Linked DNA regions of Homo sapiens: region 1 is linked to region 2. A link is a loop called in an ENCODE intact Hi-C map of the cell type or tissue named here. Cell type or tissue: PC-9. All regions are shown on one strand. Links, peaks and the distances in the headings refer to the core of each region. The heading gives the core; the rest is flanking DNA. Region 1 holds the start of MIR10399 (microRNA 10399). Region 2 overlaps KIAA1549.

Evidence for each region. Hi-C counts contacts between places; a loop is a spot of excess contacts. Peaks named below come from ENCODE experiments on the same cell type or tissue, not always from the same donor. Only the 100,000 strongest peaks of a DNase experiment are listed, where the experiment ranks them.
Region 1: a loop joins it to region 2, with 5 times the contacts of the local background. A loop is called at or near these places in 8 of 110 quality-filtered maps.

What each region holds. Positions count from the first base shown.
Region 1 is chr7:139,039,776-139,048,090 of GRCh38, reverse strand. It overlaps ZC3HAV1 (zinc finger CCCH-type containing, antiviral 1), which reads left to right. Exons shown (of 13, transcript NM_020119.4): 13 at 238-4,576. The coding sequence ends at 497. MIR10399 (microRNA 10399) reads left to right here and starts at 3,934; the gene lies at 3,934-3,991. In PC-9, for the core only: no CTCF peak of the experiment used is centred there; a DNase peak (open chromatin) is centred at 3,470; H3K4me3 peaks cover 779 bases; H3K27ac peaks cover 2,453 bases.
Region 2 is chr7:138,886,839-138,895,176 of GRCh38, reverse strand. It overlaps KIAA1549, which reads left to right. Exons shown (of 20, transcript NM_001164665.2): 10 at 651-835. Among named protein-coding and RNA genes, the nearest start is that of KIAA1549, 90 kb to the left of the region's middle. In PC-9, for the core only: no CTCF peak of the experiment used is centred there; DNase peaks (open chromatin) are centred at 2,696, 3,936, 4,296 and 5,436; H3K4me3 peaks cover 1,387 bases; H3K27ac peaks cover 3,576 bases.

The sequences.
Region 1 (8,315 bases), core at 1-8,000, 150 kb before region 2:
GCATGAGCTCTGCACTGTAGCAAATATTCCTCAGTCATTTCTATAGGGTTATATACTGTATTTAAGTTCGCCTGCATCATTAACATGTTTTTAAGTGCAAAGGAAAGTTTATAAATATCAGTAAGGTATTATTGACATATGCTTAGTCCACACCCATCTGACTGTATATAACAAATCTTATAAACTGTATACCTTCTTTTATAATATTTCTTAACTTTTCTTTCTGATTCTTTCTAGGAATTTACTTTGCAAAAGATGCCATCTATTCCCACAAAAATTGCCCGTATGATGCCAAAAACGTCGTTATGTTTGTAGCCCAAGTTCTGGTTGGAAAGTTTACTGAAGGAAATATAACGTACACGAGCCCTCCTCCACAGTTCGACAGCTGTGTGGATACCAGATCGAATCCCTCCGTTTTTGTCATCTTTCAGAAAGATCAGGTTTACCCACAATATGTGATTGAATATACTGAAGACAAAGCCTGCGTGATTAGTTAGAACCGATGAATACAGCGTCAGAAGGATGCCATAACCATTCTGTTCCTTTACAGAACTAAATTGCCGCAGACAGGAGTTAAAGTTTTATATTTTCCTGCTCAGTTATCTAATGTCTTAGATCAGTGGTCCCCAAATTTTGCTACATATTAGAATCATCTGGGAGGTTTTAAACAAATTCTGATGCCCAGGTTGCACCCCATGCCAATGAAATCATTTCTGGGCGTCAGCGCCAGGCAGTTGTATTTTTTTTTTTTTTTTTTTTTTTGAGACTGAATCTCACTCCATCGTCCAGGCTGGAGTGCAGTGGCGCGATCTCGGCTCACTGCAACCTCTGCCTCCCGGGTTCAAGCAATTCTCCTGCCTCAGCCTCCCGAGTAGCTGGAACTACAGGCACACACTGCCGCGCCCAGCTAATTTTTTGTATTTTTTAGTAGAGACAGGGTTTCACTGTGTTGCCCAGGCTGGTCTCAAACTCCTGAGCTCAGGCAATCTGCCCGCCTTGGCCTCCCAAAGTGCTAGGATTACAGGTATGAGCCACCATGCCCGGCTGGCAGTTGTATTTTTTAAAGCCCTTCTGATGATTCCAATGTGTTGGAAAGTTTACCTTGTCTCAGATGTAACTGGTAAAGGCTGATTTCTAAATTTTCTGTAATTGCAGCAACCTTTCTCTCCTGTCTACCCTTTTAGTTTACTGTATGCCATGGTTTTGTTTTGGTTACATTGAAAGAAAGTTAATTTGGAAAATTTGGGAGAAATCTAATCATGCCTATTAAGGATGTAAGACATTACAGCCTTAGAAGAAAGATTGTGAAAAGCTGGGGAGAAAATGCTTAAGGACATGCTAGGGGAAAAAAAAGTAAAATTGAAGTGCTATTGCAGACATGGCTGCAGTACTGTACCTTATCATTCTGATGAAACTGATTTGGAGCACCCTTTTCTTTATCGCTACATTTATTTAGGGGACAAACTCCATCCAGGTTGACTCTCTCTGGAATGCGGTAATAAGAGCTGGCAAGTAAGGCTCAGAGAGAAGCAACCAACTGGAGTTAATTGCCCATTTGGGCTCTTTGTATAATTATGGCAAAGTAGACATTTATGTTCTAATTAATATGATTACAGAGAAGGCTTTTTCTCAGGTCAGGCTTTTCATGAAAGTATTTTGAGAACAATGAATTGCAATAACCAGCTTCACACAAGCATAACTGATAAACGCGAGTGCTATTGTAGTCTTGGCAAGTGAGCCAAGAACCTAGGAGCAGGGCCATTCCTACTGAAGGACGGGCCCCCTACGGAGATGAAATTTGTTTCCTGGTGAGCACAGAATCAGAACAAAGAACAATATCCCAAAGAGGCCCTGTGTCTACCAGGAGCTTCTTTTTCCAAATGTAATGGATTATGTGGAATTGTAGTGCCATCGGTTTTTACTTAGAGCCCTTGACGTGCTTGGACCAATATTTCCTTCCTTCTTATGAACCAGGTTTTTCCTTCTGATTTTCCCTTTTCAACATTCCTTACCAGTCACCAAAGTTTCCTGTTATAATTTCTTTTAGCAGACAAGTTATAAGTCAGATTTAATTAGCATCAGAGTTGATTTTATATTAGTCAGATTTTGGATCATCACAGAGATCTCCACAACTCCTTGGCTTAAACAGCTCCACCGGTAAAAAAAAAAAAAAAAAAAAAAAAAAAAAATAGTTTTTTTAGAGTAGAGTTATTTTCTGGGAGAGTTACTACAAATGCTTATTCTCATTGACTTATTTCTTTCATGGTAACTTTCGTTTTGGAGTGTTCATTTTCTGAACTTGACCCTCACATTGTAGGGGTGCAGTTTGTCCAACTCTTTCCAACAGCCCATTAGACACCACTAGCTGGATATTTCACAGGCATCTTTGATTCAATATGTCCAAAGTGGAACTCTCCATCTACCTCCCTCACATGAACCTGTTCCTCTCTCAGGATCTGTATGTAAGTGAAAAGCATCACCATCTACCCATTGGCTCAAGCAGAAATCTGGAAGTCATCTTTGACTCCTTCCTCTCCCTCCTGATAAACATCTAAGCAGTTTCTAAGTCTAGTTTTACCTCTTAAATATCTCTGTTCCCTTCTAAGTTGTTTGCTGTGTTTTCTTCAGAGCAAGAAGGTTATATTTTTTAAAATTTACTTAGTAATGCACATTCAAAACACACATCAAGTCTTCAGGATAAAGTTCAAAACCGCTGTCATGGCCCCATGTGATCTCTCCCTCCCCTACCCCTCTATCATTTAGTTTCTTCTGCGCAAGCCACTCTGGCTTCCTTTCAGTTTTGTGGTTCCCATTTTTAGCTAGTTCAGTGGTTTTCAATGGGCATTTCTGCCTTTTTTTTTCTAAACGACAAATAGAAATACATCTTCTTTATTATCCTCCAAATCCAATTCAGAGGTAATATGCTCCACCTACACACAATTTTAGAAATAAATTAAAAATTAAATAAAACTAATATGAACATAAAGAGGAAATAAAAGGTACCTAACTTGGGCACAGCTGTAACTGAAGACCTAATGAAGTAGTCAGATGCTTACAACTATTTATAATGCATCAATTTGAACTTAGAAGGTAGGAGATCAGATCATATGTGGGAAAATGTAAAAGCAGGGATATCAGTGGGCATTAGAATAAAAACTAGGGATACAATAACTTCTTTGCATATGACAATACTTATTTGTATATAAGAGAAAGAACGAAATAACCTTTATTGAAATAAAGATACTATGCAAGAAAATGTACAGTTGTCGAAGTGGAGAAAATGAGGATATATTCTTGCAGACGAGCTATAGGTCATACATGAATGTCTAGTGAGACATTCAAAATTCGTATAGGGTGCAGAGTAATTTCTTATTGTGAGGAACTGTCCAATGTATTGCAAGATGTTCTGCATACTTGGCTCTCACATACTAAATGCTAGTAGCGCCCCCACCCCCACGCCCAGTCACGGTGACAACCACAAACCCTATCAGATCTATTCACCTTTTTCAGAGCAGATATTTTGTAACATTCTCTTTGCTGACCTGAAATGACTCATAGATAATACAATCTACTTACACACATGAATTTCTTAAAAAAATCAATTTAATGCCCTAACTCTCTTATTAAGGAGAAATAGAAAAGAAGAAATTTATAATGAAAAGAAGATGAATTTCATTATGTAAACGCTCAGGCATGACTACGCTGTTTGAAACAGACAGATGTTTACTCTTCCTTGTAATGAGTAGGTTTGGATTTAAGAGCCGATTAGAGGCTACTTCCTGTAAACAAGTACAGGAAAATGAAACTAGACGGGTGGGGGACACTAGAATGAAAACCAGTGTTAGGGTAAAGACAAAACAGACTATGTACATAATCTGTATATGGGAAAAGAAAGAGCGAAATTACCTTACTTAAGGATAATAGGACAAGACAAATTACAGATTGTCTCAGAGAAAACAAATGAGTTACTCTCTCGGACAAGCTGTAGGTCCTACCTAAATGTCCAGCAGGACATTAGACAGTCGTACAGGGTACAGAATAATTCTTCGTTGTGTGGCACTAACCCACACACTGCAGGACATCGTTCTCCCTGGCTGCATCCACTCAGTGCTGGGAGTAGTCCCCAGTTATTATGAAACCACCAATAACCCACTGACCACAGTGAGAACCACTGATTTTTTCCACTGACCTACTGAATATCTAGCATCCTTAGATTGGCTCAACTGTTACTTTCCTAAGGAGTCCTTCTACAGAATAGGTCAGATCTTGGCCTCCCAAACCCCTTATTTTTAAAATACTTTGCGCCTTGCTTTGATAATTTGTATTATGTATCCAAACTGAAATTATCTGCTTTCTGCATTAGAATGTAAGCCCCCTGAGGGTTGAGTCAGTCTGTCTTGTTTGCTGTGCCACGCCTGATGCCCAGCCCAGCAGCATGCTTTGTACACTGATATATTGGGTAAATTTTGTTGAATAAATTAAGCTCAACTATTTGTATTTCAATAGTTGAGTTGTATTGCTTCCTGTTCTTCAAGCTTAATTTGAACTGTCTAATAAAAAGAAGTAATTAATTTGGTTCTACTGCCTTTATTTGATCTATTTCTAGGTATCTCCCAAAACATCATCAACTGCAGACACCAGTTATTCAATGGGAGAGAGATGATGTGTTTTGCCCCTTCCAGCTTTATCATTCCAGGGTTCGATGACCAAGTCACCTGGGCAAGGCACAGTGGTGGTGATGGCCCCCACATCTTTTGTCTGGGGATTTAGAGAGGGAAGGGTTGAAAGCTGCTAACACACCTTTCTTCCTTTAGTCTCGGGGGTGTGAACAGGGCCAGGCTGAGACACAAAAGTTAAAAATATAAATGGTGATAAGCAGAATTACCCTATCAGCCATTCCTTCTCCAAAAGCCCTTCTCTACTCATTATTTTCTTCTCTTTTTTTTTTTTTTTTTTTTGAGATGGAGTCTCACTCTGTCACCCAGGCTGGAGTGCAGTGGCGCAATCTCAGCTCGATGCAACCTCTGCCTCCTGAGTTCAAGCAATTCTCCTGCCTCAGCCTCCTGAGTAGCTGGGATTATAGGCGCCCGCCACCATACCCGGCTAGTTTTTGTATTTTTAGTATAGGTGGGGTTTCACCATGTTGGCCAGGCTGGTCTTGAATTCCTGACCTAAGGTGATACACCTGCCTTGGCCTCCCAAAGTGCTGGGATTACAGGTGTGAGCATCTCACCCGGCCTCATTATCTTTTTTAATCACAAAGCTTTCAGTGGAGAGGGAGCAGGGAGGAGGGAAATGGAGAGGGAGAGCAAGTTCTATGGCAGCAGAGATTTGATAAAGTGAAGGTAAAACTACCATTTGACTTGGACCTCAATATAAATAAAGCAAGGTGTAGCAAAGTCATTGCTGTCAAAGCACCTGGATTGAAACACACAAAAATGCTATCAAACCAAGCATGAGCAGATCCTGGAGTTTTTTTATTTATTTTTTTTATGAGTTTGTTTACGTTGTCATAGTGCGCTAGTTTCCGGTGGACTCCTCAGTCCAGCATTTGGTAGAAATGAAGCTATGGCCGGGTGCAGTGGCTCACGCCTGTAATCCCAGCACTTTGGGAGGCTGAGGCGGGTGGATCACGAGGTCAAGAGATCGAGACCATCCTGGCCAACATGGTGAAACCCCGTCTCTACTAAAAAGACAAAAATTAGCTGGGCATGGTGGTACACACCTGTAGTCCCAGGTACTTGGGAGGCTGAGGCAGGAGAATCGCTTGAACCGGGTAGGTGGAGGCTGCAGTGAGTCAAGACTGCGCCACTGCACTCCAGCCTGGGTGACAGAGCAAGACTCTGTCTCAAAAAGAAAAAAAAAAAGAAAAAAGAAATGAAGCTAAATAACAACCACTTTCCACTCATACCCTCATACCTTAGCTACTATAAAGAGAACTGCCATGAAACGCAATACTTAGTTGAGTGCTAAGCATGTGTGTCTGGGGCCATGGGGCCATGTTCTGAGACATGTCTTGGAAAGAGTTCAGGGGATAACAGGCAGGTTTCATTTAGAAGGTTAAGACCAGAGCGGATGAATTTATAACAGTGATATCAGTGCATGTCCCCAGAGTGACTTGCTCCAAAGCTCGTGCTACAGATGTGTGCCTGAGTGACCATAAGCTTGAGAATGAGCTTCAGAATCAGAGTGGCAGGAGACATCAGAACGTTCCAGGAAGTGCTTAAGCCTTAAAAGCTCCAATCCTAAAATACCACCCCCAACCTCAACCTCCTGTTTTCTCTTTTTCATTCCCTTGTGAACCTGCCCGGCATCTAATGTCACCCTCTTCTTCCTGAAAAATCCACATGCTTCAATAAACAGTCTGCTCTGGGATCTTTCCTTTTTACCCCTCTATGCACTTCCCCATGAATGGTCTTATTTATTCCCAGATCCAAGTGTCACACACTCTGAATCCAGGATCTATACCTCTGCTGAGGAGTCAGATAAGCTGTGCAGTGTCACGGCTACTGAGTAAGAGAACCAAGATTCTAAACCCGGAAGTTCAGGTGCAGAGTCTGCAGGTTAAGTGTGTATCTGTAGGAACAGTCTCTACCTCTTCCCTCTCACCTCCCCACCCTTCCCCCATTAACTCCTGCATTTGCTCTTGGAGTCTTCTCCACACTCTGCCTCATAGTCTTCCTCTCCACTCAAAATCCTCCCTTTTCCTTCAGTGTTCACTGTGGTCAACCCATGCAACACCCCTAGCCTTAGATGTCATTAACACCTGTCTTCACTGTCCTCACTATTCGGGGTACCAATATCCATCACCCCACTGTCATCAGTCAGAATTACTCTAGAACTGCTTTTTTTTTTTTTGAGATGGAGTCTCGCTCTGCCGCCCAGGCTGGAGAGCAATGGCGTGATCTCAGCTCACTGCAACCTCTGCCTCCAGGGTTCGAGCGATTCTCCTGCCTCAGCCACCCAAGTAGCTGAGATTACAGGCGCCTGCCACCACGCTCGGCTAATTTTTAGTAGAGATTGGGTTTCGACATGTTGGCCAGGCTGGTCTTGAATTCCTGACCTCAACTGATCCTCCTGCCTCAGCCTCCCAAAGTGCTGGGATTACAGGCACGAATCACTGCAAATGGCCTAGAACTGCTGTTTCTGAAATCCCAAACCTCTATATTCTACCTCTGACCCCAGCCTGCTTTTGAGCTCTCTGGCCCTCCTACATTTCGTACGTCGTCTTTCTCTGCTCACATATAGCCCCTTGCTGTCTTCACTCCTCCCTTACCTAGTCTCCAGCCCATTGTTCAGCCCCTGACCACTCTTTCTTTTCTTCTTTTTTTTTTTTTTGAAACGGCGCCTCACTCTGTCTCCTAGGCTGGAGTGCAGTGGTGTGATCTCAACTCACTGCAGCCTCCGCTTCCCAGGTTCAAGTGATTCTCCCACCTGAGCCTCCTGAGTAGCTGAGATTACAGGTACCCACTGCCATCCTGGCTAATTTTTAGTAGAGATGGGGTTTCAATATGTTGGCCAGGCTGGTCTCGAACTCCTGACCTCAAGTGATCCTCCTGCCTCGGCCTTCCAAAGTGCTAGGATTACAGGCGTGTGCCACCACACCTGGCTAATTTTTGTAATTTTGGGTAGAGACAGGGTTTCACCACTTTGCTAAGGCTGGTTTTGAATCCCCGACCTCAGGTGATCCACCTGCCTCAGCCTCCCAAAGTGGCGGGATTACAGGCATGAGCCACTGCACCCAGCCCCCTGATCACTCTTTCAATTCATACCTCAATCATCTAGAACCTTTGACCTTAAGTCTCACCCACTGGCAAAACCTAAAAGTGAATCAATCAAATTCTGTTCTTACACCTTGAGAGCTTTTAGGAGAATTGCAGCACTGTTTGGATCAATGCCACTACGAATTTGTGGCCTTGGTAAGGCCCTGCCCATGCCCACTGGTCCTACCTGTCAGCCTTCTCCCCTCTCCACAAGTCAGCTTTGTCAAGCCTTTATGGTCTCCTGAAGTGACTCTCCACCATCCATTCTTGGTTTTGCCTTAAACTTAAAAAAACAAAACAAAACAAAGCCTACAAACTTGTCTTTAGATGCTCTAATCCTTGTCTCCTTTCCTGTTGTGTGAATGGAAGAAGCATCTCCCCTCCTGTCGGAGGTTAGTTCCTCTGACGTCTCCCATTCTATCTCACTGCCTATGGACATCCCCCGCTGATTACAATTCCCCTTTCCTTTATATTCTTTCTTTTTTTCTTCTCTCTCTCCTTCCTTTTCTTTCCTTTCCCTTCCTTCCTACCTTTTTCTGTCGCCCAGGCTGG
Region 2 (8,338 bases), core at 198-8,197:
CCCCCACTAGGACTTAAGCACCTCAAGGGATTTCGCTTGTTCATGGTTGAGTCCCAGCTTACAAACTGTGTCCAGCACACTTAATAAACATTTGTGAACATGAGAAACTTGGAGTAGTGAGGGAAGGGAGAAAGAGATGAAGGGTTTTCTTCCATAAACTCCTAGTTGAGATGCATGTGCTTTATGTGATCTAGGAGGGTGTGAGTCCTGCGGTACTTGATGGAGCGGGCAGGATTATGTTCTGGAGACACAGCTGTTTTTCTCTCCACTTTTGAAGAGAACTGCCTTTGTACAAAGTTGTGCAGAACCAGTTTTGGTGTGGAAATATCCTGCAGTGATAAGTTACGGGTGAGCTAGTAGAATAAACTGGAAATCAGGAGACCTGGAATTAACTGAGCTTTGCCATTAATTCAGCCATGTACCTTTGGATATATCCATATGTCGTTGTGATCCCTGATGTATTCTAGATGTAACATTGTATGTTGTGTTTCTCTGCTGGTCACATTTCCTGTCATCAGGAGATTAGAACCTGGAACCAGCTATCTTGAGCTGGAATGTCAGGGACTTCTGAGTTTCTCATAGAAGACACGTGCAATCTAGTGCATGAGTGAAGAAGGAATTATTGAAAGACCTTTCTTCCTTGTCTGCAGCTGTCGACAGGGTGAAGAGGCCGTCTCCGGAATCCCAGAGCAACAACTTGTGGGTCATTGTTGGCGTGGTCATCCCAGTGCTGGTGGTGATGGTGATTGTTGTCATCCTCTACTGGAAACTATGCCGCACAGACAAGCTAGACTTTCAGCCTGACACTGTGGCCAACATTCAGCAGCGTCAGAAGGTAACGGGCAGCCTCTTCCCCCAGTGTTCCTATAAGCAGTTTTGTGGGGCAGGGATAGGATGAGTTTGGGCTCTTGATACTGAAAGATGAGGAAGAGGGAGGGCTATTATGGAAATCTTCTGGCTTTAATAGTGGTATCACTTTGCCTTTGTTTCTGCTTCCTGAAACCCTCCTTCTGTGGTAGTAAATACAGTCCAAGAATGTGAAACTGTATAAAAGCCTAGCCATGACATGCCCTCCGGGTTCTACTATGATTTTATTTTGTATTTTTTGAGACAGAGTCTGGCTCTGTCACCCAGGCTGGAGTGCAGTGGCGTGAGCTTGGCTCACTGCAGCCTCCGCCTCCTGGGTTCAAGCGATTCTCCTGCCTCGGTCTCCGAATAGCTGAGATTACAGGCGTGTGCCACCACACCTGGCCAGTGTTTGTATTTTTAGTAGAGACAGGGTTTTGCCATGTTGGCGAGGCTGGTCTCGAACTCCTGGCCTCAAAAGATCTGCCTGCCTTGGCCTCCCGAAGTGCTGGGATTACAGGCATGAGCCACCGCACCAGGCCGAATTCTGATTTATTTTATCCCTGGATATTTTCAGAGGATAGGAGCCAAGGCAGACTTTCTCAGATCTGTTTATCTATTTTGTGTACAACTCCATTGGTCAGTTGCTTTATTTTCTGTTCACCCTATTTGGAAGCCCACTTACCCACCTTGATCATTAAAAACGAACAATACATACCTTGAACATTTTAACTTAAAATATATGAATGGACATTTATTTGCCAATCCTTCAACATATCCCAAGTCTTGTTTTGTTTTGAGTGTTGGTCTACTGAGAGGAATTGTGTTTGGTCTTTCTTACAATAAACAACACCCATGACGTGTCAGTTTCAGGTTCCAGTTTGGGTTTCTTTAGAGAAGAGCAAAGCTACCTGAATGCAAAGTTCTCTCGATTTTTAATACCTCCCCCCACTCCCTATCTTAGAGAAGAGCAAAGCTACCTGAATGCAAAGTTCTCTCGATTTTTTTAATACCTCCCCCCACTCCCTATCTCCTAATTTTGCAGACTTTTGAGTTAATTCACTCACACCTAATTTGACAGCAGATTTTTTAAGTAACCCCTCTTTCCTATGTCTTTCCAAAGCATTCAACTTAAGTGTTTATAGAAATAGCAATTTTCTTTTCCAACGTATGTTTCAACAGTTTCCATAGTATTCGAGGGTCACATCAGGTTTCAGAGCAAAGACATTGACTTTTGGTCAACATTGAGCTCACCTGGTGTGAGCAAAAACATGCCAGGCCTAGAGGAGCACTCACTAGTACAGCATAAGTATCAGTCAGCGTGTTTACCAAGGGAGTGGAACGTGGTAGTCAGTCCACTGTTACTAACAGTCTGCTGGATTAACATGCACTTTCCGTGGGTCTCCCAGATTTGGAGGACTCATCCTGCTTTAAAAGCTTGATAAAAACAAGCAAAAGTCAAAAAACAAAGAATAAAAGATTGCCCTATTTATTTTTAAACTTTATTTTGGTTGTCTTGGGTATGAAAAATTCTGCATATTACAAACCTAGACCTGTCGAATGGAAAAAAAATATGCATTACTTTAAAATTTATTTTACTTTTGTAAAAGCAAAGAAAGAGTATTTGTCTTTTCATATGAATTAACAAAAAAATGCAAAGTATTTATTAAATTGCAAGCTTATGGCTATCAAGTACATGAAAAGCATTTTATACATTAATGTTATGTTTGTTGCCTATCTTTGTTTATTATTTACACAGTCTGCTAAGGTTCTTTTGTTGTTCTTGTTATACTGGTGAATGGCATGGGGAAACCTGGAAAAAAAGTGCTGGGTATACTAAATGATTCATAGTGTGAATTTCACTGTAATAAGATCAACAATAGGTTTGGAAATGTTTTTGTTCTGTTGAAGAGTGTTGTTACAGAGGGAGTTAACCAGTGTAGACGGTTATGTATTTAGGTCTTTTATGGGCCACATTTCCTAACGTATACACTGCCATGGAAGTCCATCTATTATCTGTAACTTCAGTAAATTATCAGAGCACAGCGTCTCTTGGGGTCAAAATGGAATATTCCCCAAGCTTTCTCCTTCTCTCACTTTTACTTCCTAAACATTTTCAAGTCCCAGATGTGGCTGTAAATCAAATGGACAGAGTTTCAGATGGAACTTCCAGCCCTTAGAGCTGCTCTTTTTCCTTCAGGGCTGCAAAGACCTGCCCATACATCCTGACAACAGGTTTACAGAAAAGGTCCTGCAGGGAGGATTCCCCAAAAGAATAACTGTCTTCTGACACTGTTAGGAGGGCAAAGCCTTGCCAGTGTTGCAGAAGCTCAGTCGTGTTTTGCTGGCACAGGAACCCACCCTATAGATTTTGTCGTGTGTTTAAAATGGGAAAATGATCTCTTCATTTAGTTTAAAAACAAATGTCTTTAGTTCATACGTGTTTCTTTTAAGGTCATGTGGCCATAGCAAAGGGCCTCTAGCCTCGTCCTCAGGGTAATGTGCAGAGATGTCACCCTCCCCTATGACTTCAAGAGCTCTGTCTCCTGCTCATGTGGCTGTTGTCTCTCTCTCCGTTCTGCTCTCCCCACCTCCTGATGCGCCTCACCATACTCTCGGAAATCCTTCAGCAAATCCCAGAGCTGCAAACATCTGGAAACAATAAATCTGCTGACCTAAAATCTGCACCCCCCTTCCCCTCGTAACGAGAAGGAAACCTCTTCAGATTGTCTGGGAGTAGATTAATTTTGAAATATGATAGGAGGGAGAGGCCATTCTGTCTTGTTTTGAGGCACAGCCTTTGCTTATTTTCAGTAATAAAGAAGAAAACCCCATGCTTTCTTTTATCTGTATTCTCTATCTGTAGACTCAAGTCATCATTTGTTACTGTTGCCTAAAAAACTCCAGCCCGGATCCTCTTCATCATGAATGGCATTGGCTGGATGCCACTGGCCTCATGGAAACTTATTCCTTCTGATGGGGGATAGTCCACACCTCGTTACTGGTGTCAGACCAGAGCTCCTGACTGCCCTTGGTTGCTTCTAAAGGGCAGCACTTTGGGCAACCGGCTGGAGCTGCCTCAGGCACTGGGTGTCACTCACCAAACATTGAGCATTTGCTGTGAGCCACACCAGATCCGGCTCAGTTACCAACACAAATAGCACGCGATCTCTGCATTCCAGGGCTTTAGCAAGGGAGAAGGACGAGCCATCCGAAAGCAGACATCCAGGAGTATAAGGATGTCTGGAGAACACAGAGGAGGGGGGCACCCCATTTGCAGTGGTGGGGTACTTCTACCTTCTTCAAGGAGGTGACACCAGGGCTGAAGCTTCACGGTGGAGATGAAGGCGGGCCCAGTGGGGGAGCGGAGGGCAGCTCAGGAAGCTAGAGCAAAGGTCATAAAAAAGGGCACAGCCGAAAGCCAGGTGGCAGAGAGCCAGGCCCTGGGGGGTTTTCAGGACATAGAAGGGATTGCAAATTATGCTGTAAGCAGTGGGCAAGCATTGAAAGGTTTTCAGCAGGGAGAGCAGCTTGAACACATTTGCTTTTGGAACGATCCCTTTGGGAGGCAGTATGGACAGTGAATTGAAAAGAGGCTCTGTGAGCATATCGTTCCATCTCAGCCAAGGTCAGCTCATTCCCTATGGTTGCTGTTTGATTCTCTGCAAAGGTCGCCTGTCACACCTAACGTGTAGGTGGTCTCAGTTCACCCACAGCTGGCTGACCGTGCCGGGTGTCACCTGTGGGTGGGAGAATCTGGGAGCCCTGCTCTCCCAAACTCCGGGACCACAGGGTTACGGGAGTGCCCGTGTGGGGCTGCACTGAAGACAAACAGATGGCAATAACTTTGCCTTGTCTCCACTTCCTAAATGGAAGCAGCATGGTGGTTGTGGTGACGTTTCACAAATGACATCAATCAGGTAATAAATGCTTTCAATGGCACTCGCTACATGATGGCAAATTTTTGTTCAGACACTTTTGGGATTTGCTCTGTGTTTCTATTGTCATCTCAACTCCTTCCCAGGGGCTCAGGCTAACCCGAATACTGTGGGCTTCACTGCGTTTTGTGCCACCTGGGCTGTACTGTATTTATGGCCCACGTGTTCACATTCATCAGGCGTCTCTCTCATTACTTGGCTGACCTGCCCACCAGTCAGTCTCCTGGGCTTGTTGGTGACGTATTCCGGTGGGGCACAGACACTGTGGCCTGTTCCCTCTGTGATATGTTAAAGAGAGAAAGAACAAAAGAGCCATCCTTCTTCAGAAATAACTCGGTCCTAATATGAATATTGAACACTCTCATTAATCTTGATTCTTCTTTTATAAAATACTGATTAAACCTATGCTGCATGTGGGAGGGAGCTGGAGACATTGTATACCAGCCAGACTGAACTCTAGGTTCTATTTTAAAAGAAGTGGAGAAACTAGAAAAAGTGATCTGGCAAGTAGAGATGAGACAAAAGAAGGTAATTATCTAAGGGAGGAGGGGCAGTGTTCCCTCTAGGTTTTCCTTCTGTGTGTAGATGGCTTTTGTTTTGTGCATAATACGCACAGACTGGTTGCCAAATTTCTATTGGTATAGAAGGTGATGACTCACTCAGTTTGTGAGAAGTGCAAGGATCTAATGGATGTATTTAAAGACTTTGGTCAGAATCAACAGTAAGCCAAGAGGACTTGTATATTTCATTTATGACACGTGCCGTTTTCTTGGTTACCCAGAAAAAAACCAGTCAGTTTGGTACTTCAGTTGAGCGTTTTGAAATTCATCTGGTCATCAGCTATTTCTTGAGGGACCCTGTGTCGCATCTTGTTGTTGACTTAACAAAATATTGTATCTAAATTCTTATTTATAACTCTGATGCCTTAGAATTCTTAGCTGTATATTAACTGCTCGATGTTTCATCAATCAACAGTAATAATAATGCTGTCAGCATCATTTGTAGGGTACTTTGGCATTTATGAAGCATTTTCATGAATACTGTCATGTTTCTTTCCTACATGGGCCCTGAGTGTACGTGAGGGAAGACATTTAGGTGCCTAGGCTTGGGCTACGTAGACCGCCCTATAGAGGCAATACTGTTTGTATTTTTACGTTGTTGACTTTGGAGACCTCCACTTAGGGGAGGCCATCTGTAGCTCCTTTTCCAGTTTTGGTAAAGCAAACCACCTAATTTGTTAAAAACAAAACAAAACAGTTGCCCAGTCATTAGAGGCATTCACTTTCTTAATGGGAAGTATACCAAAAAGGATTTCAGCAAGGTTTATTAAATGATGGAGGTGATGATTAAATGACTGTTTAGTATATCTGTTTTCTTTCGCTTAGAGGCACCTTGTATGTAGTTAAATGAAGTGCTGCTGGGGTAAAAGCAACCCCATAAAATTGGAAATCGCTCCTGTTAGGATTTTTATCATCAGCTGTGAATAAGTGGCATCCAATATCAATTTTCTCAGGCATCTGAAAAAGGCTTGACAGATGGACATTTGAGAATTATATAGATGGATTAGTATTTCATTTCAAGATGAAAATAATATTTATAATTATATATTTCATAAATTAGGACCGCATGTCAAAGTCTGAGAAAGGAATCATCTTAATCACACAGAATGGATTTTTTAATGTGCAGGAGGGTTACCTCTTAGCCTGCCTAATTTTTCATCTGCCCATACATACATCAATGATTTGCTTTCAAGAGAGCAGTTGAATCTTTGTGGAAATTTACAACAAAAGGAAAAAATATTCGACTAGTAAGTGTGGGGTTTAGAAAAGACACATAGATGATTGCTGTTAAGTACATTATGGTAGAATCCAAACGTGTTGCTGTGTAGTTGATCTAAATCCAGTAAGTACACAGGGACAACAAATAAACCAGCAGAGAAAGGGGTCATGGACCAGTGAACAAGTGACTTGCATTCAAGCAACCTGGACACAGATGTGCAGTATCCAGTAATCAATCATTTGAAAGAAGTGAACGAAAGTATCCTGCAAGTCTGAGTAATTGTGCGGGAAAGTATACAGTATTAACTCAGCTCTCCCTTATTTGTTCTTTTGAAGTTGTAATTTTGATCTTTCGGAAGTAAACATGGACCTTTTCACCCCTTTTTCCTTTTAATACAAAATATGTTGTTAAGACCCCAACTGAGTCCCCGTGGACAAGGGTGCCTGCCAGGCTTTCATTCCTGAGGATGGTGAGCTCACGGAAAGCATATGCATTGTGGCACCTTGGGTTTCCCACATGCTGCTGAACAGATCTTGAAGATTACAGTTGTCACATAGACAGATAAAGCACAGAGCCCTGCCATGAGTTTGTCCCCTGGATGAAATGAGACAATGCCCTTGGCATTTCTCACTGCCGTCCTCTTCCCTGTTCTCCTTGTATTCTTCTGCGGGAGTGAACTGTTCTTCAATGGCTGGGAGATGGTCGAGGGGAAGCTATGAAATAAAAACCTCACTGCTGCTGCTGCTGCTGCTGCCACCTCCTCTACAGAATATCTAAGTTCACAGTTTCCCAACGTGGAACGAATTGTCCTATTTCATGGCTGTATTTCTCTCTCAGTTCTTTAAGAGAGAAAGCAAACCATACCACAAATTTATTGTGCCTTGATTGACCAAGACCAGCATTTTGAATTGTGATTTTATTTGATGTTCCCGAGGTTTCTACATCTCTGGGCAGAGCACCGCAGGAAGCTGCTGCATGGATGACAGGCGGGCCTCTCTTCTGTAAAGTGGGAGGACTTGGGAAAGGGAAGGTGGGAGGGGGAGCCAGCATGCTGCCCGGACCACAGGCACATGCTGGACAGCTCTCAGGAAAATCACTAGTGTAGGGAGGACTTGTACAGAGGTGTGCATCTGGAATGATCCCTGTAAAAGGGCTGCCTGCTCCTAGAAAACTGTGTGTCTGCTCCCCGGGGTTTGGGTAGACCAGTTGAAACTCAGGGTGCTAGTCCATGGGTCACAGATGAGAAAATAAACGCATTTTATTTAAATACGTTTTAAATACATGTGTTTAAAGAAACATCTAATGATGAATTTATTTTATGTAAATAAATATTTAATAATTAATTTAAATAATTTACACAAGTGCTTAATAAATTTACTTTAAATAAATATTTAATAATAAATAGGCCAGGCGTGGTGGCTCATGCCTGTAATGCCAGCACTTTGGGAGGCTGAAGCAGGCGGATAACCTAAGGTCAGGAGTTTGAGACCAGCCTGGCCAACATGGTGAAACCCCATCTGTAATAAAAAAATATGTACATAAAAGTTAGCCAGACGTGGTGGTGCACGCCTGTAGTCCCAGCTAGTTGGGAGGCTGAGGCAGGAGAATTGCTTGAACCCAGGAGGTGGAGGTTGCAGTAAGCCGACATCATACCATTGTATTCCAGCCTGGGCAACAGAGTGAGACTCCATCTCAAAAAAAAATCATAATAAATACATTTACTTAAATAAATCATAATAAATACATTTATTTAAATAAATAATAATGGGCATGCA